4 separate regions of the Homo sapiens genome follow, and regions 1, 2 and 4 are each linked to region 3. A link is a loop called in an ENCODE intact Hi-C map of the cell type or tissue named here. Cell type or tissue: heart left ventricle. All regions are shown on one strand. Region 1 overlaps COL23A1 (collagen type XXIII alpha 1 chain). Region 2 overlaps COL23A1 (collagen type XXIII alpha 1 chain). Region 3 overlaps COL23A1 (collagen type XXIII alpha 1 chain). Region 4 overlaps COL23A1 (collagen type XXIII alpha 1 chain).

Region 1 (5,000 bases), 180 kb before region 3:
CCTGTAGCTCCCGCTACTCAGGAGGCTGAGGCAGGAGGATTGCTTAAACCGTGGAGGTTGAGGCTGCAGTGAGCTATGATGGCACCACTACACTCCGGCCTGGGTGACAGAGCGAGACTTTGTCTCAAACAAACAAAAAAACAAAGAACCCCAAACCAAATGAATTAGTCACATTTAAAAATTGCAACCTTTTACATAAACGTCCAGAGTTTGGGCTTTTCTTGAAAAGCCGGGAGATCTCGCAGACCCTGGTCCACAGGCTCCACCCTTCCCTGTGGTCTCACGCCTAGCCTGCTGCCCATGGCGAGGTGACTCGCCAGCTCTGCAGGGCATCTGATTTGTAACCCTTGGCCTAGAAAGTCTCCCAGGGCCCTTTCAGCTCTATGATGCTGTGAGGCTGTGAAACCGGCTGGCTTCTATTTTGGGGAGAGGACCTGCTCGGTGATGCCTGAGTGTGCTGGAAGTAATTACATGTATGTCCATGTCACACATCATGGCTAGCAGAGGTGGTGTTTACAGCACTGTGCCTTTGAACCGATCCCAAAAATACCTGCTGAAATGACACATTTGCCCATGACTGGTGGGGAGAGACATGATTACCCTGTCAGGTATCAGAAAATACTGTTCCTCATTAAGGTGGCAGAGAGGAAAGAGCTTGACCCCCGTGGGGTGAGGGAGGATGGAGGATGGGACCGGCGGGCCGGGATGTGTCTGACTGAGCTGCCCAGGTCACCAGCTCAGGCACAGAGGGCTGTTCTGGTGGAAGGAAGTCTGGGGGAACACACCATCAGCTCATTTTGGTGCCAGCCGTGGATGGGGTGGAAATCCAGAGTAGGGAGCAGCAGCTGACGGGAAGTGTGACCTTCACAGAAGGGTGACCGCCACAGCGTGGCCAAACTCCACGAGGCAGTCTAGAGGGAGACAGCGTGACCAGGACAGCTCGCAGCACACACTGAAGCTGCAGTCACTCTGCCTCGCCCTGTGGCCCCTGGACCATGCCCAGGCCAAGCTCTGCCCTCCTGCCCCACCCTTGGGGCATGGTTGGTTTCCCAGCCTCCCTGAGAGCTGCCCCCTAGGCTGTGGGGTGGGCCCTCCTTGGTTTCCACAGACAATTGTCACCCACTGGTAAAGAACTGGTTGAAACCCTTAAAAATGCAAAGGATTTTTATAGAATTTGGATTTCCAGCTTCTCTGGAAATGTTGGAAGATGTGGTAGTGATGACTGCATGTGCGGAACTGCACCCCGATGGGGCGGGTGCCCCGATTCACCCCAGGCCCTGCCGTTTTCTCTGCTCTCCTGCGCCCAACCAGCCTCATCTATTTTCTCACTTGCCGGCGGCTGCAAGCGTCAGTGAGCCCGTGAGCCTGCAATTCTAGCTCAGGTCCATCTCTCCAGTCCTCCCACCCTCCTGGGCCAGCCTCCGCCAGGCCCCCTACCTCCTGCCCCACATACCCATCCTTCCTGCACAGTGAAGGAGCAGGGTACATCCTGATGATGAGGTCCTGCCCCGTAGACCTGGGAGTGAGCTGCTGAATTTCCCTGGAGCGCGTTTCCTCCTCTGCAAACTGAGTGTGTTGCGGATGGAATGGCTCCCTGGATCTGGGCTCACAGCAGGCAGCAGGGGAAGGGTGGGTTAATGAGAGCAGCTGTGACGCGCTGGGCCAGCCCTGGGGTAAATGAAGCCAGGGAACAGAGTGGAGCTGAAGCAATGTGGGCCCTTCCCTCCCTATCTAGATGTCACTGGCCCTGACCACAGACCGGCCAGGCAGAAGCCTCATCATCCCCATTTCACAGATGAAGATCTGGAGCTCGGAGAGGCCAGGACACCAGCCCAAAGCTTTGCTCGAGCCCTGTGCCCTGCCTGCTGACTGCCCCTCCTCTGGCTGCTGTAGCACCTGGCACACCCTCACCCACTGCCCTCAGGGCAAAGCTGTACCCCTGGCCTGGCATTCAAGGACAACCTCTTCCTCCTGAGCGCCTCCTTCCAGACTCACGTGTCACCTCTTCTGAGGAGCCTTCTTCAGCTCCCGCCCCCGCCAGTTTCTCACTTATGGACTCACTGCTCTGTCTTCCTGCCACCTCTCCTCCCACAGTGACCAGCCACATGGCTCCAGTGCCCACCACAGATGCCCTTCCTGACCGGAGGATGTGCAGCCTTGGCTCGCACACCCCTGGTGATGTGGAACTCACTGCTCCCCGGGCAGACTGAGGGGTTTGCAAAGATTTTGTTTAAGCCTGGTCCTTCTCAGGCTAGACCCTCCACCTTGCAGCGCCTGGTTCAATTGTGCCCAGAACCTCCACGTGGCTGGGAAGACGAGGCCTCAGGTTCCAGCCCAGGGAGGGCTCTCAGCTTGGGTGGGTGGGGCTGTGGGCCCCTTTGTCCAGCCACCCGGGGTGGAACTCCAGAGTGGACAAGAGATGGCCAATTCCTCAAGGCTGGGTGCTCCAGGGACACAGGCTTCTCACCTCCCCCTACGCCCTTACCATCCCGGCCCATCTTGGGTGCACCCTCTCTGGATGTTCCCCCTGAAACTCCCCACTTATCAGCATCCTCTTCACCTTCTGACTTCGACTCACACCTCCCTTCCTCAAGGCGGTGCCCCTGACCCCCACCAGGCCAGGTCTGGGTAACGGGAGCCCCGCCTCCTAGCCCTGGCCACGAGGCATAGTGAAGCTGGAATTTGTGGGAGTTTTTTGTTCTGTCTGCCACTCAACCACAGGCTCCAAGTGGGGAGGGACCCCTGGATGTGTTTCCTGCTACCGTATCCCAAATGCCGAAGCGCCTCGTACATAACGAGAACACAGTAAATACCCGCTGAATGGATCAACAACGGTGAAGGGAACGATTCTCTGAATGAACGTCCATCCTGCTGGCTCTCGTGCCCGGCCAGGGAACACTAGAGGGCGCGCTTGACCTGCCGAAGGCTGCCTCCAGCCCTGGCGGACTCTTGCGCTGGACTCCCGCCCTCGGGCCACAGCCTGGGCGATCAGCCAGGACGCTGGCCATTGAGGATGCAGGCCCAAAAGGGGCGCCTTCAGCCTCACAGGCTTCCCTGGCTGGCATTGGTAATGGACAGAGCAGTGGGAACGGTCCCTGAACCCAGTCCGTGTGCCCAACTCTGAAGCTCTCCTGCGTCATCTCCTTGGTTCCCCCAATAGCTGAAGGGGCCGAGGCTTGGCGGGGCCAGGGACGTGCCTGAGGCCACATGGACTATAGACCCCTGGGCCCATTCTGTCTCCACTGCATGGGCTGGACATCGTGCCAGCCCTGGGTCCTGGTCGGGGGCAGCTTCATACCAAAATCACTGCTTTCTCTTTAGTCTATTTGCTTCGAAGACCTGGGCTTGGCTCGGTGACTTTGTGCAGGTCTGTGAACATGTTCTTCCATGTGATGGGGCGAGGATGCTGTGGGGCTGGTCTGTTGCCTGGGGAAGTGGGAGGCGGTTCCAGCCAGTGACCACGCTGCAAACATATCACAGGCAAAACAGCAAAGCGCAGGACCAACCCCCTCTGCTGGGCCCCCTACACTGCTGTCCCTGCTAAGTCTCCTCCCAGAGCTAGGTGTGGACAGGAGGTACCTGGGCTGCTGCCAGGAGGATGCAAAAAACTGCAGCAGATACAGGAGGCATCTGGGAGCCGAGGGCGGAGCAGCAGCTCGGGCCCCACTGACCTGGGGTGGCCGCCTCCTGTGAATGGGCTGCCCCACATGGGACACTCACGGGGACACTGGGGACACAGTGCTGGACCAAGACAAGAGGCTGGACTCAAGAGACTTAGGGCCCTGGGGAGAACGGCCAGCATGGTGGCCCTGGTTGCATCTCCCTGAGGTTCCAGTCTGCGTGCCATTATCAGGGACTCCGGAGTCGGCTTTCATCCGGTCTCAGCTTCACTAGAATCTGGGGATTGTGGGGTGGCACTGTAGGGGTCAGACGGAAATGAGATGGAGGATGTTGAAATCTAAAAACAGATGAATTTGGGATATTTCAGATAAATCGTTTAACTGATTACATTTTTATAATCAAAGCTGTTTTTGAACTACAAGAGTGCAAGAGAGCGTGTGAACGTGCGGTGCTCCATGGGCCTTTCTTGTTCACTTGATTAATTCCAAACCGTCCATCCGAGTCCTTCATTTCAAAATTGGTCCCAGGCCGAGGCCCCGTCTCACAGACCACATTTCAGCCCAGAGCTCTCGCAGTCCCCTGGGGCCCCGGCTGTCGCTGCTCCCAGGACTGAGGCCGGAGATGAAGTGCAGTCACCGCTCCCTCGACTCCAGAGGGGCTTGGGCACGGCGCTCCGGGGCCCAGGAGGTGCCGTGCGTGTGGTTTTGGGTGTGCTCAGAGCTGACCTGTGACGCCTGCCAGCCCTCGTTTCTGTTAGTCATTCAGGCTTCACCAGCAAATTAGTGCAACCGCCTCCTACCCGCACCCCTTCCTCCAGTTTCTGCCCTGTAGCCAAGGAGGCCTTTTCTACTTTTTAATAATTAATTGATTGATTTAAAATTTTATTTTTTAAAACAGACGGGGATTCGGCCAGGATTGGCAGCTCATGCCTGTAATCCTAGCACTTTGGGAGGCCGAGGTGGTCAGATTGCCTGAGCTCAGGAGTTTGAGACCAGCCTGTGCAACATGGCAAAACCCTGTGTCTATTAAAAACACAAAAAAATCAGCCAGGCGTGGTGGTGCGTACCTGTAATCCTAGCTACTTGGGAGGCTGAGGCACGAGAATCACTTGAACCCAGGAGGCGAAGGTTACAGTGAGCCGAGATCATGCCACTGCACTCCAGCCTGGGCGACAGAGCAAGACACTGTCTCCAAAAAAAAAAAAAAAAGATGGGGTTTTGCCATATTGCCCAGGCTGAGCATGCCCTGCTCCGTTCAGCTGCTCCTCTGCAGGGACACCCTGCACAGTGATACAGAACTGGACATTTCATTACCAGGGGAAGATTTAGAAATTCTTCCTAATTTCTAATAACGGCTATGACACGGAGGTATGAATGAGG
Region 2 (5,000 bases), 91 kb after region 3:
GAATTTTTAAAAATGTCCATCAAGGCTTTTTAATAGCAAAAACAACAAAAACTTAAATAAAAATAAATGTCTATCAGCAGCAGACGAGATGAATAGTAGTATGTTCATACACTGCGATGGCATGCTGCAGTGCTCCATTGTAGAAACGACAGTCACAGGAAATGACTAGACCTGCAAGCATCCATACAAATACTTCTTTTTTTTTGAGATGGAGTCTCGCTCTGTTGCCCAGGCTGGAGTGCAATGGCACGATCTCGGCTCACTGCAACCTCCGCTTCCCAGGTTCAAGCAATTCTCCTGCCTCAGCCCCGAGGAGCTGGGATAACAGGCGCATGCCACCACACCCGGCTAATTTTTGTATTTTTAGTAGAGACGGGGTTTCACCATGTTGGTCAGGCTGGTCTCGAACTCCTGACCTCAGGTTATCCACCCGCCTCGGCCTCCCAAAGTGCTGGGATTACAGGCATGAGCCACCATGCCCGGACCCATACAAATACTTCTTGAAAAAAAAAATGAAGGGATAAAACAGATGAAAAGACACACAAATAACAAGTAGTAGGACAATAAAATATATTGCCATGGTACACATATTTAATAAAATATAATATACAGAAAACATGCAGAAAAAGTATAGCTACCAACTCAAGACATTTGTTGCCTGGCAGAGAATAGGGGAATGGGAGAGGAACTGGTACCTTGGCTCTGTCTAAAACATTTCATTTCTTGGCCAGGCACGATGGCTCATGCCTGTAATCCCATCACTTTGGGAGGCTGAGGTGGGCAGATCACCTGAGGTCAGGAGTTTGAGACCAGCCTGACAAATATGGTGAAACCCTGTCTCTACTAAATACAAAAAATTAGCCAGGCGTGGTGGTGTGCTCCTGTAATCCCAGCTACGTGAGAAGCTGAGGCAGGAGAATCGCTTGAATCCGGGAGGCAGAGGTTGCAGTGAGCCGAGATTGCACCATTGCACTCCAGCCTGGACAACAAGAGCAGAATCCTGTCTCAAAAAACAAAACAAAAACAAAAACAAAAACAATTTCTTTAACAACAAAATAACAAACATGAGAAAATGATGTTATTCATTAAATCTAGATGAAACGGACATCAGTATTATATTCTTCTCTGTACTTTTTTATATATTTGAAACATTCTGTAATGAAAATTAAAATTATTTTTTAATATTAAGTAAAGAAAGGATCTGGTTGGGCAAAAGAATGATCAGATACCTCCATGAGACTCCATTCTTGCTTCTAGCAAATTACCATAATGTGCAAATATATCATTTCTGGAATCTGAAGTGCTCTACTCCCAGGAAACTAGGAAACCTAGCAAGTTGTTTTATCTGTGAGAGCTGATCTGAGTTCACATAACTTCACTTAGTTTTTGCCCAAATATGTAAACTAAAGAAGATTTTTCTGTCTATACAGAAAATTTAACCTTTTAAGCTTAAAATGTTCAAGGAAATGTTTTCTTCTATGGCAAGGTTTTTCAACCTGGGCACTACTAACATTTGGGACCGGATAGTTCTTTGTGGTGGTGGCTGTCCTGGGCTTTGTAGGACACTCAACAGCACCCCTGCCTCTACCTAGTCCATATGCCAGTAGCACCCACAAAGTATGATCAACTACAAATGTCTCCAAATACTGCCATGTGACCTCCTGGGGGCAAAACAGTCCCAGTTGAGAAGCACGGCTTTATGGTTTCTGACTTCAGTGCCAGGCTTATAAAATCTGTTTCTACTGCGTAATTTTAAAAAGTGATGTATCGTATTTTTGTCTAGCCAGCCATGGTTGTATTTTTTACATTTAGATCTTCAATCCATGTGGAATATACCCCGGCATAAGAAGTCAGGTAAGAAGCCAGATAGTATTACTGCACTGAACCTGTCCCCCAGGAAAGGCCGCTACAGCATGTGGGTGAGCTCCTGGCATAGGGGGGCGTGTGATAATGACACCCCACAGAGTAAAAGGCTGCACCTGTCACTCAATAGTTGGCACGGAGTTGGCCAAGCTGGGGTCAAGACAGCTCTGGTCTTGTCTTCCCAGAGTTTCAGGGATTCTCCACTACAATTAAACCTGATGGTGCTCTGTAAGTACTGGGTCAGTGGCAAATGTTCTAGAAATCTGTTTTCTAACAGATAGTCTACCTTTCACAGAATCTTCATCATCTCCCCAAACCAACAGCAAACCGCTTGATTCTGGAACCATCTGGAAAATTCTGAGGGTCTTCCATTTTTGGAGAGAAACACCAGAGCAGGTGGTTAACTTTGTGTGTCACTGCTCTTGGTTTGAACTTTTGTGTGCTTTCTAGTAATTTTAAAATATATATTAATATATTATATGTTATATATTATATTAATATATTTTATATTTATATATTTAAATATATATAAATTATTTTTCTTTTACATTCCTGTTCAATTTCTATAGAATTTAATGAGTATAATGGGCTCCATCTAGTGGTCACAAGAACATCTCCAGATTCCAATGGTCAGCACAGAAACTTCAAGATCTTTATTTATAGGACATGACACATTTTATAATTGATAGACTCAGGTGGTTAAACTATGCTTTAAGAGAAGACTTCTAATTATTTTTTTCCTTTCATCAGTGGGTCTTACAAATTGGTTCTTAAGGTCCACTGCCCAAAACCATGCTTACCATCTTCTCTTCCAAATTGATCCCTCTTTGGGGATTTCCTGTTTCTGCGCAGCTTCCCCTCCCCAAAGGCATGCTGCTTCAGGCTTCTCTGTCTTCTCCTGTGCCCACCCACCCAGTTTGTGAGTTCTGTCCACCACATGACCCAGTGCCTCTCACAGCTGTTCCCGGCTATCAATTCTCATGGCCATTCGACAGGGCGTTATCAACCCTCCTCCCCGTGCCTGGCACCGTGCTGGATTTAGGGGATGCTGCAGTGAACCAGGCAAGCTGTCTCCTGCCCTGAGCACCCCCTCAGGGGCCCCTCTGTTGGAACCAAGTATGATCTAGTCTGTCCTTCATGCTGTTTCCAGAGCCCTCGTCTTAAAGCTAAATTCCACTCAGACACCATCAACTGTGTCCCATGGAATAAAGCCTCAATCTCTCCAGACCCTGGACTCACCCTCCCCTCCCACTGCCACCTTCCAAGCAAACAAGAGTTCCCACCGGTGCTCGGAGCTCCCCTCTGCCTCCACTCAGGATGTCAGTCTCTCAGAATGCATCCCCCATCCCAGGTGGCTAACCTGACAACCAGTCTTCAAAACCTTGCCCAATTATCATCTTCCCCAGGAAGGACCCTCCTCCAACCCAGATCCTCCTGACCCGAAGTGATCTCTCCTTGTAATTTCTGTAGGACTGGTGTTTCCTCAGGGCTCATCCTATTCTCCGCATCTGTTATGGGTCTTGTACCTCTCCTGCCTTCCTCTAACAACTGGGTCTGCAATTGCCTCTAAGAATCTTAGTCAATAGCTCCCCCAGGACCAGCACAAAATAGGGTAGGAGAGACGAATGAATGAATGAATGAATGAACAAATACCTATGCATAGTGAAGCGAGGGAATGGCAACCAGCCTCCAGAGTATTCTCGTGCCCCCCAAAAAATCAGACACACAAATGACCTCCTTTCACTTGGCAGAGTCTGACATACCAAGGTAGCTGCCTTATAGGCCACTCAATTTTGCCATAAACTCAAGTCGACTGAGATTTAATGCTTATAAATATATACGTGTATCATTTTAAAAAATTCTATAAAAAATAATCCCAAAAAGGGTAACAATTTCTTGCATTGAAATCCTATGAGAGGCTGGGCAAGGTGGCTCACCCCTGTAATCCCAGCACTTTGGGAGGGGATCTTTTGAAAGCAGGAGTTCGAGACCTGCCTGGGCAAAAAAGTGAGCTCCTAACTCACCAAAAAAAATTAAAAAAAAAAAAAAAAAAATTTTTTTCAGACAGAGTCTCACTCTGTCGCCAGGCTGGGGTGCAGTGGTGCGATCTTGGCTCACTGCAACCTCTACCTCCCGGGTTCAAGTGATTCTCCTGCCTCAGTCTCCTGAGTAGCTGGGACTACAGGCGCGTGCCACCACACCTGGCTAATTTTTGTATTTTTAGTAGAGGATTTCACCATGTTGGCCAGGATGGTCTTGATCTTCTGACCTTGTGATCCCCCCGCCTTGGCCTCCCAAAGTGCTGGGATTACAGGCGTGAGCCACTGCGCCTGGCCAGGAAAATTTTTTTTAATTAGCCATGGTGGCACACGCCTGTGGTCCCAGCTATTATCCCGGCTGAGGCAGGAGGATCACTTGAGCTCAGGAGTTCAAGGTTGCAGTGAACCGTGACTGCACCACTGCACTTCTGCCTGGCCGACAGAGTGAGATCCTATCTTAAAAAAAAAAAAAAAAAAAGTCCCAAGACAGCGTGTGCCCTTCGCTAGGCTCTTTTCCAGCCAACAAAGGCAGTAAGGCAGTAAACAGGCTGAATATGAGCAACTTTTACCACTTCTGTTCCGCTCTGTGACATTTTCCATAAACTATCAACGAAATGTATCAGGTTCTGTATAACTTCCACATTGTGCTTTCTACGGTCCTAAGTGGAGTTTCACTCCTCTACGCAAACTGCCAAATGTTTTGATGGAGCAGAGGATTTCTGACTTGCATTAAACTCTGGATTATTATTCATTTCTGGAAAATCACCCGACATTGCAAGTACAGTGCCCATCCTTGGAAACCAAGCACAATGTCTCTGCAATATTCTGCAAGGATCCAAAAAGACACAAAAAGAAAACGAAAAGGATGATACCATTCTGGAATGTTCCTGACAATGTCCAGGCAGTTTGAGCCTGGTTAGTAACAAGTGCAAACAGCGTGACGGGCAGAAGCCCAGCTCTGCTCGAGGCCTTCTGGGCACGTGGGTGGCTGATGAGGGTTCACGGCCACACACTTTCCTTTTCTGTTTCTCTCACTCCAGCATCGCCAGCATCTTCATACCCACGTCCTAGAAGAACGTGCCAGTAAAGTCTGCCAAG
Region 3 (5,000 bases):
GGGTGCAGTTCTCTTTGTAGAAGTATTCCAGATAATAAAGAAAGAAGAGTAACAGAGCCGGGCACGGTGGCTCATGCCTGTAATCCCAGTACTTTGGGAGGCCGGGTGGATCACTTGAGGTCAGGAGTTCGAGACTGGCCTGGCCAACATAGTGAAACTCCGTCTTGACTAAAACTATAAAAATCAGCTGGGCATGGTGGTGCACGCCTATAATTCCAGCTACTCAGGAGGCTGAGTCATGAGAATCACTTGAACCCAGGAGGTGGAGGTTGCAGTGAGCTGAGATTGCATCACTGCACTCCAGCCTGGGCAACACAGCAAGACTCTGTCTCCAAAAAAAAAAACACAAGAAACAAAACAAACAAACAAACAAACAAAAAATAAACAAAACAACGAAGAAGAGTAAAAGGATCAAAATACCATTATTTTACAAATCCTTATAGAATGGATCTGGGCAAGCATGATCAACAGCAGTGAACGTCACAAAAAGGAACACCTTCATTCTGTGCCTCCTGTGGGGCGTGCACCCCACCACTTAATATTCTTACCCCCAAAACCAAACCTGAAGCTCATGCAGCCTGCAGATCTACCCACCAGTTTACAGGAAATACAGGGGCAGAGGAATCTATTAAATGACACCACAGGAAGACAATCATCAAAATCCAGGTGGTGGGAAACTCCAGGACAAGGGACTGAGTTTTCTCAACAAATAAATTGTAAGAAAAAATTAAAGGGAAGGAGGCAAAACCTGTGGGCTAAATCAGACTTCGCAGACTCAAGAACCAATCACAATATGGGAACCTTGACTGGATCCTGATTCAAACCACCAAAGAATCATGAAACAGTTGGGGAACTTGCACATCAACTGGATTGCTATTGGAAATTAAATATTTGTTAATTTTTAATTTGTTTACGTGTAATAAATGGTATTTTGGTGATTTTTTAAAATGCCTTTGACTTTTAAATATTTATACTAAATATTTGCCAAAACAATAAACATGTCTATAATTTGCTTCCAAATTACCCAGGTGGCTAATAGGTGGGAAACAAGATGTTTACATATGAAACAAGAAGAATTGTGATTTAGTAATTGCAGAAACCAGGTGACTGGTATGTGGGGCTCACATCATTCTACTTTCGTACAGTGTTTGAAATTTTTCCATAATAAAAAGGGGGCCCGGGGGCAGTGGCTCACACCTGTAATCTCAGCACTTTGGGAGGCCAAGGCAGGTGGATCACCTGAGGTCAGGAGTTTGAGACCAGCCTGGACAACGTGGTGAAACCTCATTTCTACTAAAAATACAAAACTTAGTCGGGCGTGGTGGCGTGCACCTATAATCCCAGCTACTTGGGAGGCTGAGGCAGGAGAATCGCTTGAACCCAGGAGTTGGAGGTTGCAGTGAGCTGAGATTGTGTCACTGCATTACAGCCTGGGTGACAAAGCAAGATGCTGTCTCAAAAAATTAATATAAAAAGGGTTAGAAGACATTTCAAATAAGATTTTTTTCCCTAAACAATTTAATGACATGGAGAAATGTTCATGATATGGCCAGGATGGAAAAAAGCTACAAAACTAATAGAGAGTGTTCTGTCTTGTTATACGCACACATACAATTTTGAAGCCAAAAGAAGAAAATTCAATACGATGTTAATAACAACTGTTATCTCTTTATGGTGGTATAATGGGTGTTTTTAAAATCTCCTTCTTTATATTTTCTGTTTTCTATTATGTGTATGCCTTAGTTTATAATTATAGAAATAGATTTTTAAAAGCATCGAACCTGGGATTTGTTAGGGAAAGCCCAGCTGTGATGTTCATAGTGTGTTTATTTCTGCTTTTCCTAATCACTTCCAACAGTCTCCTGAACAGCCAAGAACTCAGAGGATTTGCCATGCAGAACCCCCAGATTTTATCAACTAAACAATTCACAGCAGACCTACTACAGAAGCACCTTCCCCAGGCACAGACAGATGGCACCCACAGTTCTTTACCCCAAGGGGAAAATAACCACAAAGAAAAAAGCCCTTGGCAAAGATGAGCATGGCACTGCCCATCCCAGTAGGATGGACCAGCCGTCTAGCCACCGAGACAGGGCAGTGCCAGGTGGGCTGCTGGGATCTGTAAGGAAAGCTCTGTCAAGTGGAGAAAATAATCCTAATAACCTGTTCATCCAAACTGGGAAACATCATCTGGGCTCTCAGAAGAGCTTCTGTGAGAGGGCGAAATAGTAAAAGATGTCCAAATCCTGGTGTGGCTCTCTCCTCTTCTAGACGGGAAAACAGCTTTCAGGTTCCCACTGTTGAGCAGCCTCGGCTTCCCAGATGCTTTCCATGCAGTCTGACAAGTATCCCACCCTAGCTGGCTGCCTTTTGCTTCCAGTGAAAATCCACGGAATCCCTTTGCCCTGCTTTTCTTATCTTATGCCTGTTCCCCTGGCATGCATGGACATTTTTTGGCCTCCACATTTTATAAAAGGTCTTACCAGCCGTATGTTGCTAGGATATATGGACAAAAATAAAAAAACAAGCCCCAGACCATGCTGCCCTGTGGTCTTCAGTCAGTGCGGGAGGGAAGAGAGACACCCAAGATTGCCCCTTCCCCTATTCTATAACATTCAAGTTGTGGGGGTCTCAGCTCATGCCCCCATTTTTTTTAAACGTAAAGAAATAAATAGCATAAACTCCCATGGGAAAGTCGGATGGCAGCCCTTTAAGAGAGCTGCCCTCTAAGGCAGGTTGGGGAACAGAAACAAGCCACTTTACATTTTTGGCAGCAGGACCAGGGGACTTCCACGAAATTGTGCAGAGATGGGAACTGGCTGCAGCCCAGGAGCCGAATTCCTCGTGCTGCTTCGCCCCTCAAGAACAAGTCACTTCTCCCAACCTTGTGGCCACAAGGACTCTCCACAGGAGCATCAGTGTGTGCCCAGGCTGGCCACCGCCACGAGTCCAGCCTGGCCATGTCCTGGTGACCTCTCCTAGCTGTAATGGCTGTTTCCACCACAAGGGGCAGCCGCGGCAAAGACAGGCCCATCACCCACAGGCCTGGAAGAGGAGCTGAGTAGAGTCAGGCCAAGGGACCTGCCATCCCCAGTGCCTCTAGCTTTCTCAAACTGGGCTCTAGCAGTCGCTGGGCCTGGTTAGCCACAGGGAGAGTCCACCCAAGGAGGGCCTATTCGGCATCATGGTGAGCAGGCAATGCCCTCTGAAAGTACAAACCATTTTTTAATAGCTTAGATAACTGTGGGAATGCTTTGAGGGTATTTTAAATGATTTGTCTACTTGGAGAGACCGGAGTAGCCAGCATGCAACAGTCCTTACAAACAGAAGCTCCTGCTGGCTCACGGCCTTGGGCAATTTGCCTCAGTCTCCTCACCTGTAATACAAGGTAGAGAACCATATTCACCTAACAGGGAGTTTGTGAGAGGATAAAATGAAGTCTTGGCAAGCACACAACATGTTCTCCGTACATATTGAGGACACTGGTAGGGTTTTTTATCCTATTCGAAATAACAGGGGTTCAAGACAGCAATGGCATGTTGGAGGAAAATATAGGGGTGCAAATTGGAGAACACAGACAATGAATTCTACACAAGTTCAAGAACAGAAGGAAATGTCAGGGAAGAGGCGGATGAGTTGTGGTACTTCAAGGAGCTGCCGCGAAAGTTCCTGCCCAGGCAATCAGACGGTGCACTGCAAATTGGTTTTGAGTTGGTGAGTTTGCACAGCACTGTGTTCTTGGCACCCAGCACAGCTGCTGGCTCATAGTAGGAGCTTATTAAGCATTTTGGAAGGATGGGAGGAGGGGCTTGTGATATAAGTAGCCATCTACTCAACATTTCCTCTGTGCCATGCATGGTAAACATTTCCACATAATTTAACTCTGGTTTTATTACTGTCATTTCACAGATGACATGGAGTCTCCAAGAGGTTCCCCCCCACCCAGCAATCAGGCCCAATCCCCAACACAGCTTTTAAACAAAAGCAGCTGAGGCATTTACTCTGGTCAGTAATGAAAATTCAACATTCTTCTGTCACTGATGTAACTTATAGGGTGCTTTTCATATTGATTCCTTTTATCTTTGCATTTGAGGCTAAGATAAACCTGTATGCATTTAACTTACTTCAGTCATTTAAAGGAATAAAGAACAAAAGAGAAGAATCTGTATTAAATCAGGCACAACAAGAGGAAGCATTTTTAACAAAACATTATGTTAAGAGCTTCGAGTTTCTATAAATCACCCCCATTGAGTAATCCCCAAATTACTATTGTTGTGCTATTCAGTATCCTCCATCCATAACAGCTGATGAAAATGCACGACCAGGCCAAATACAAAGGTAGAACAATTTTTTAACTTAATTTTGACTCTGCATTACTGAAACAACAAAAACAAAAAAATCAAAACCTTCCGGGATTTAACAAATTTAACTACAAATTACGAGTCAGATCCTCTCAACAATTAGATGCCTGTAGCAAAAGAACGTTTCCCACATCAAATTTCCCAGATTTTTCATTAACAAATGTCCCCATGGTTCCGTCTTCAGAGCTGGAGCCAAAATGGAAACTGGTGTGAAACTTGGTGAAAATTTACGGACAGCAGATGACTGCGGAACGAGGAGGAGAGAAACAGGAAGGCGGCGTTTGCTCTTTATTTGGAATAATTAGCAAAGCAGAACCAGCTGAAGGCTGGCACCATGTACCTTACCCAAAGGTTGCAAGGGCTGGAATGTGCAAAGGCCACGTCAGCAGATGGTTAGGTGCAATTTCACGCCTCACCGCGCAGCGACACAAAGGGAACTATTTTTTTAAGTGCATCTGAACTTCAGCAGCACGGATGGGCTTTTTTGCTCCAAAGATTCCAGTTATCTTGAGAGCTGCATACCCTTAAGCTACAAGCACCGTTTTTACTTCAGGCTAGGTAAGATGCAAGTAAATTAAGGATTTCTTTCTATTCTTTCCAGAAAATAAATAAGCATTTTTGAATTTTAAGTGTTTCAGA
Region 4 (5,000 bases), 66 kb after region 3:
CTCCCCCATGGACCACCTGGCCACACCTGCCCATTCTCCTGCAGACCTGGCCAACTTCCAGGCCACGCTGACCCGAGGCAGGGCTGGCTCTTGCCCTGCTGCCTGCCTGACGCCTCCTATGCCCCTGAAGCAGGGCCTTCTTTTTTCATAAGGGCCCCTGTCTAGAGCCCTAACAGGCCATGTGGCTCCACAACAGACCCACAGATCACTCACTCACTCACACACTCGCTCACTCACTCACGCAGCAATGCAGTCATTCATTCATTCAACAGCTGTCTGGGAGCCCAGCACTCTGCGGGACTCCATTTACACACGCACCACCCACCTAAACTGCGTAACTCTTTATGCTACGTGTTTTCATTTTAAGATGAAGAAAGAAACTAGGGCAACAAGAGGTTAAATAACTCGGCTAAGCTCACATGGCTGGTAAGAAATGGCGACACAGCGCGCAGACCCCAGGACCCGAAGGCTAAGCTCACATGGCTGGTAAGAAATGGCGACACAGCGCGCAGACCCCAGGACCCGAAGGCTAAGCTCACATGGCTGGTAAGAAATGGCGACACAGCGCGCAGACCCCGGGACCCGAAGGCTAAGCTCACATGGCTGGTAAGAAATGGCGACACAGCGCGCAGACCCCAGGACCCGAAGGCTAAGCTCACATGGCTGGTAAGAAATGGCGACACAGCGCGCAGACCCCAGGACCCGAAGGCTAAGCTCACATGGCTGGTAAGAAATGGCGACACAGCGCGCAGACCCCGGGACCCGAAGGCTAAGCTCACATGGCTGGTAAGAAATGGCGACACAGCGCGCAGACCCCAGGACCCGAAGGCTAAGCTCACATGGCTGGTAAGAAATGGCGACACAGCGCGCAGACCCCGGGACCCGAAGGCTAAGCTCACATGGCTGGTAAGAAATGGCGACACAGCGCGCAGACCCCGGGACCCGAAGGCTAAGCTCACATGGCTGGTAAGAAATGGCGACACAGCGCGCAGACCCCGGGACCCGAAGGCTAAGCTCACATGGCTGGTAAGAAATGGCGACACAGCGCGCAGACCCCAGGACCCGAAGGCTAAGCTCACATGGCTGGTAAGAAATGGCGACACAGCGCGCAGACCCCAGGACCCGAAGGCTTTATCTAAAACACTCAGTGCAAAATGGAAAAAGATAATGTGTCCAAGGCTCATAGGAAAAACTTCATTAACATGAAAAATGAAGATCAGGTAAAATGTATCCACAGGCAAAGCACGGCCTAGGCCAGAAGCACTGGAGAAGAGCCCAAAACTCTTTACACCTCATCAGCTGCCTTAGGAACACAGGCCTGACCTCAAGACCTCCATATACCTCTAGAGGGAAAGCAAACTCATACAAACTTGAAGATGGTAACAGCTTGAGGTAGTCAGCACTGCACAGGCAGGCCCAGCGGAGGCGAGTGTCCTCGGAGTGCTGGGAAGGAAGAAAGCACAAGGGCTGCAGTAACCCAAGAGGGCTTCCTGAAGGAGAGAGGGCAGAGGGCCAGGGAATGAGCAGGAAAGGCATGTGGGAGAGAGTAGGCCCTGGGGTCGACTCCTGTGGGTTTTGCCTTTCCAAAATCCTTCCCATACTTCCAGTAGTACCCTTCTGGCTGCCCCGGGAACTGCCCCTTTGCCTGGATCAGCCCATGTGGGTTTGCAGGGAGCTGACTCTATCCCCTGACCTGGGGGGCCAAGCAAAGCCCCACACCCTCTCAGTTACAGTGACAGGCTCACGGGACATGTAGCTGTGGCTGGACCAGGGAACGTCCTCTATGGGACTCTGCTGGCATGCTGAGCGAGAAGGACATGGGCCTGGTGGGGAAGTGTTTGCCTGAGAATGAGGCCAACACACAGGACTGCAGAACCCAGAGGCGAGCAAGCCCACCAGGAGGGCATCTGCGGCTCCTGAAACCAGTAAACTCCAGAGCCCAGTAAATTCTCTTTGAACTGGCTGAAGCCAGTTTGAGTCATGTTTCTGTCATCTGCAATAAAAAGAGTCTGATGCTGCCGTGGAGCTTCTTGGGGGAAGAGAGGGGCTAGCGAGTCTACAATGGGGTGTTTCCACTGCTGGGCCAAGGATAGAGGGGGTTCAGGCAAGCCACAAAGGACCTGAGCCCCGAATGTGGATTCAAACTCAGACTACAGCCCCCAGTGTTCCCTCAGCCTCACTCCTCTGCTATCCAGACATGGGGCTCCATAAATGGCAGCTGTAAGGGTGAAAGAATGAGTCCATCGCACGCTCCTGCACTCCTGTTTATTCCATTAACTGCCGTATGAAACTGTTCCTATCCTTACTCATTCAAACCGCTGCCTTCCAAAAAGACGGCCTCCTTTGTCCTAGCACCCCAGGGTGCCGTGGTAGGCAGGAGAGGGCCCAGGCCAATTACAGCCAGGACGGGGAGGGGGAAGCTGAGTCCGGAAGCCAAGCCACATCTTGCAGGGCACTTGGTGTTGAAGGGGGTCAAATCCAAGTCAAAAAAGGGGGAAGTTGGACCCCAGAAGTGGAGCCCAGATGGGTGTGGACAAGCAGGGCTCAGGGAGGCAGCAAGGCGGGGGGCCCTCGGTGAGGAGAGTGGGGGACAGCACCAGGCATGCTGGCAGCAAAAGTGCTGGACCTGGGGCTGGTCTGAGCTGACTGACACTCACCCTCGCCCTGAGAGCTCTCCCTTCTGTGCTGGGGTGAAGGAGCCGGGGTCTAGATGTTTCCACACCGTCCCTGCAGCCTCCTGACTTTCTATGTGAAGAGCCTTGGCCTTTTCCATCTGTCTGTCCTGAGATCAGCGGTTGACCCCCTCATCTCTCTTCCCTGGGGCTCTGCCAGCTCCAAGGGGCCTCCAGGCACCCCGCAGCCTTCTAAGAGAACGTCTCCTGCTCAGGTTCTATTTCCAGGAAGCGGCTGGCCCGGGTGGATGGTGTGTCCCAAGCTTGCCTGGGCACAGCACCACGTACAAACTGTCCTCATGACTCGGTTACCAACGAGGGGCCAGGGGAGGGGTGGCCTCTGCCAAGACCTGGAGACAACTGCACATCCCCAGTGGGGCACAACCTCAGTCAGCCCTGAGTGCATGCTGTGTGTGCTCCCGGGGACCCCACTGCCTTCCACTACAAGCTGCCACTCAGACGCCCCTGCCCACGCCCCTGCCAGGCTCCCTGCAGCCTGGATACTGGAAACCTGGCGGAAGCCTGATGGGCTTGGCCCCAGGCAAATGCAGCGTCTTGTTCCTCAGATACAGCCCGAAATGGAAAATGCCAAGATAAAACCTTTCCAGGATTTCTTGGCATGAAATAGCTCCCCACATTCACACACACAAAAGGATGACTTAAGTGTACATGAATCAGAAACACCTGGACACTTTTCTTAAAATAAAACCGAATTTCACATTCAAGGGGAAGGCCTAGAACACATTTGGCATTTTGGCAAATACCGGGGCTTTTGGCTGTGACATCTGTGCACCTCAGATGCGGTTCCTGCTCCCTGGGCACTGGGACTGCCCCAGTCCCCGCCTCTGGCCTCCTGCCACCTGTTCTACCCCTCAGCTTGCTCACCTCCTGGAAACCCTTGCCCCTCACCTGTGACAAGTCCTGGCTTAAATATTAGCCCTCATTAAAGCTCTTCCTCACCTAAGCCCACTCACGATCACTCATTCACCCTTTCACCATCTCACACACTCCCTACAGGGGAGACCTGTGGTGGTTTCTGCTGTCTCCGCTGCCCCCTTTTCTGCTAATGACAGCCTCATTTTTCTCCCTGCCTTCCCTCATCCCAGGTCACAGGTTTCAGTGGGACTGACCCCACTCCCCACTCGCTTCAGGGATGGGCACACATCTCTGGGCTGGTCTTCACTCCCTGGCCACAGTGATGAGTTCCAAGATGAGCAAGTGACTTGCACTCATTAAATGTGAGTCAAGGCCGGGCGCAGTGGCTCACGCCTGTAATCCCAGCACTTTGGGAGGCCGAGGCGGGTGGGTCACAAGGTCAGAGTTTGAGACCAGCCTGACCAACATGGAGAAACCCCATCTCTACTAAAAATACAAAATTAGCAGGGCATAGTGGCACGTGCCTGTAATCCCAGATACTCGGGAGGTTGAGGCAGGAGAATTGCCTGAACCCAGGAGGCGGAGGTTCCGACGCGCTGAGATCGCGCCATTGCACTCCAGCCTGGGCAACAAGAGTGAAACTCCATCTCAATAAAACAAGTGAGTCCATCCCTCAATGCTTGCACTTCTCCCGAAATGAAGGGAAGAGGTGTTTTGTGTCCACTGGGATTTCTGATCCCAGAGTTCTTGGCAGCTGTCTTGCCACTGCTTAGAGACGGTGTATCAGTTACCTATCACCTCAAAACAACATGACCCAAAATTCAGTGGCCTAAAGCATCAATGTATTGTTTCTCAGGATTCTATGGCCTCGCAGGGCTGGGCGGTTCTGCTCCGCAGAGCTACGGCTGAGGTCCCTCGCGGCTGTTCTCCTTAGGGAGTTATCTAAGATGTCTGGAATGTCTGATATGGCCTTGTCGTCCAAGGACTCTCTCCATGTGGCGTCTCTTCAGCCGACAGTCTAGCCCTGGGCTTCTTTACGTCTGGGTGGCTGGATTCCGTGAGGATGTGTTGCAAGAGGACAACCATAATGAGCAAGCGGCTCCTCCAGCCTCTACTTGTATCACACTTGCTAGTGTCCAGTTGGCCCAGACAAATCACAGTGAAGCCCAGAGTCAGTGTGGGAGGGAACTGCACGTGGCGTGAAGCCCAGAGTCAGTGTGGGAGGGAACTGCACGTGGCGTGACCATCAGACGCCTGGTTTCTTGGGGCCCCAAGTGCAACTGTGTAACACTGAGGTGCAGGGAGGAATCTCCCTTCAGTCCTGGCACCCAGTGATGCCTGAAGTGAGAAATCTACCCGTGGCCTTTCTAGTTACATAAACCAAAATCAAACAAACAAAATTCATTTTTTTGCTTTATTTTGTCATGCCACTCAGAGTTAAGTTTCTGTCAC

What was found. A loop is a pair of places that touch in the nucleus more often than their neighbours do. Peaks named below come from ENCODE experiments on the same cell type or tissue, not always from the same donor. Only the 100,000 strongest peaks of a DNase experiment are listed, where the experiment ranks them.
Region 1: it touches region 3 in a loop (3-fold over the local background); 25 of 110 quality-filtered maps call a loop at or near these places.
Region 2: it touches region 3 in a loop (4-fold over the local background); 46 of 110 quality-filtered maps call a loop at or near these places.
Region 4: a loop joins it to region 3, with 10 times the contacts of the local background. A loop is called at or near these places in 5 of 110 quality-filtered maps.

What each region holds. Positions count from the first base shown.
Region 1 is chr5:178,277,240-178,282,239 of GRCh38, forward strand. All of the region lies in intron 5 of COL23A1 (collagen type XXIII alpha 1 chain), which reads right to left. Among named protein-coding and RNA genes, the nearest start is that of PHYKPL, 47 kb to the left of the region's middle. In heart left ventricle, a CTCF peak has its summit at 2,908 (motif pointing right); DNase peaks (open chromatin) are centred at 2,942 and 4,222.
Region 2 is chr5:178,548,809-178,553,808 of GRCh38, forward strand. The region is part of intron 2 of COL23A1 (collagen type XXIII alpha 1 chain); the gene reads right to left. Among named protein-coding and RNA genes, the nearest start is that of COL23A1, 39 kb to the right of the region's middle. In heart left ventricle, a CTCF peak has its summit at 2,474 (motif pointing left); no DNase peak of the experiment used is centred here.
Region 3 is chr5:178,458,305-178,463,304 of GRCh38, forward strand. The region is part of intron 2 of COL23A1 (collagen type XXIII alpha 1 chain); the gene reads right to left. It overlaps LOC124901148 (a long non-coding RNA gene), which reads right to left. Exons shown (of 2, transcript XR_007059080.1): 1 at 1-5,000. Among named protein-coding and RNA genes, the nearest start is that of COL23A1, 130 kb to the right of the region's middle. In heart left ventricle, CTCF peaks have their summits at 3,000 (motif pointing right) and 3,208; a DNase peak (open chromatin) is centred at 3,007; H3K27ac peaks cover 2,001 bases.
Region 4 is chr5:178,524,613-178,529,612 of GRCh38, forward strand. All of the region lies in intron 2 of COL23A1 (collagen type XXIII alpha 1 chain), which reads right to left. Among named protein-coding and RNA genes, the nearest start is that of COL23A1, 63 kb to the right of the region's middle. RefSeq lists enhancers at 191-1,390, 1,767-2,515. In heart left ventricle, no CTCF peak of the experiment used is centred here; a DNase peak (open chromatin) is centred at 2,949; H3K27ac peaks cover 2,093 bases.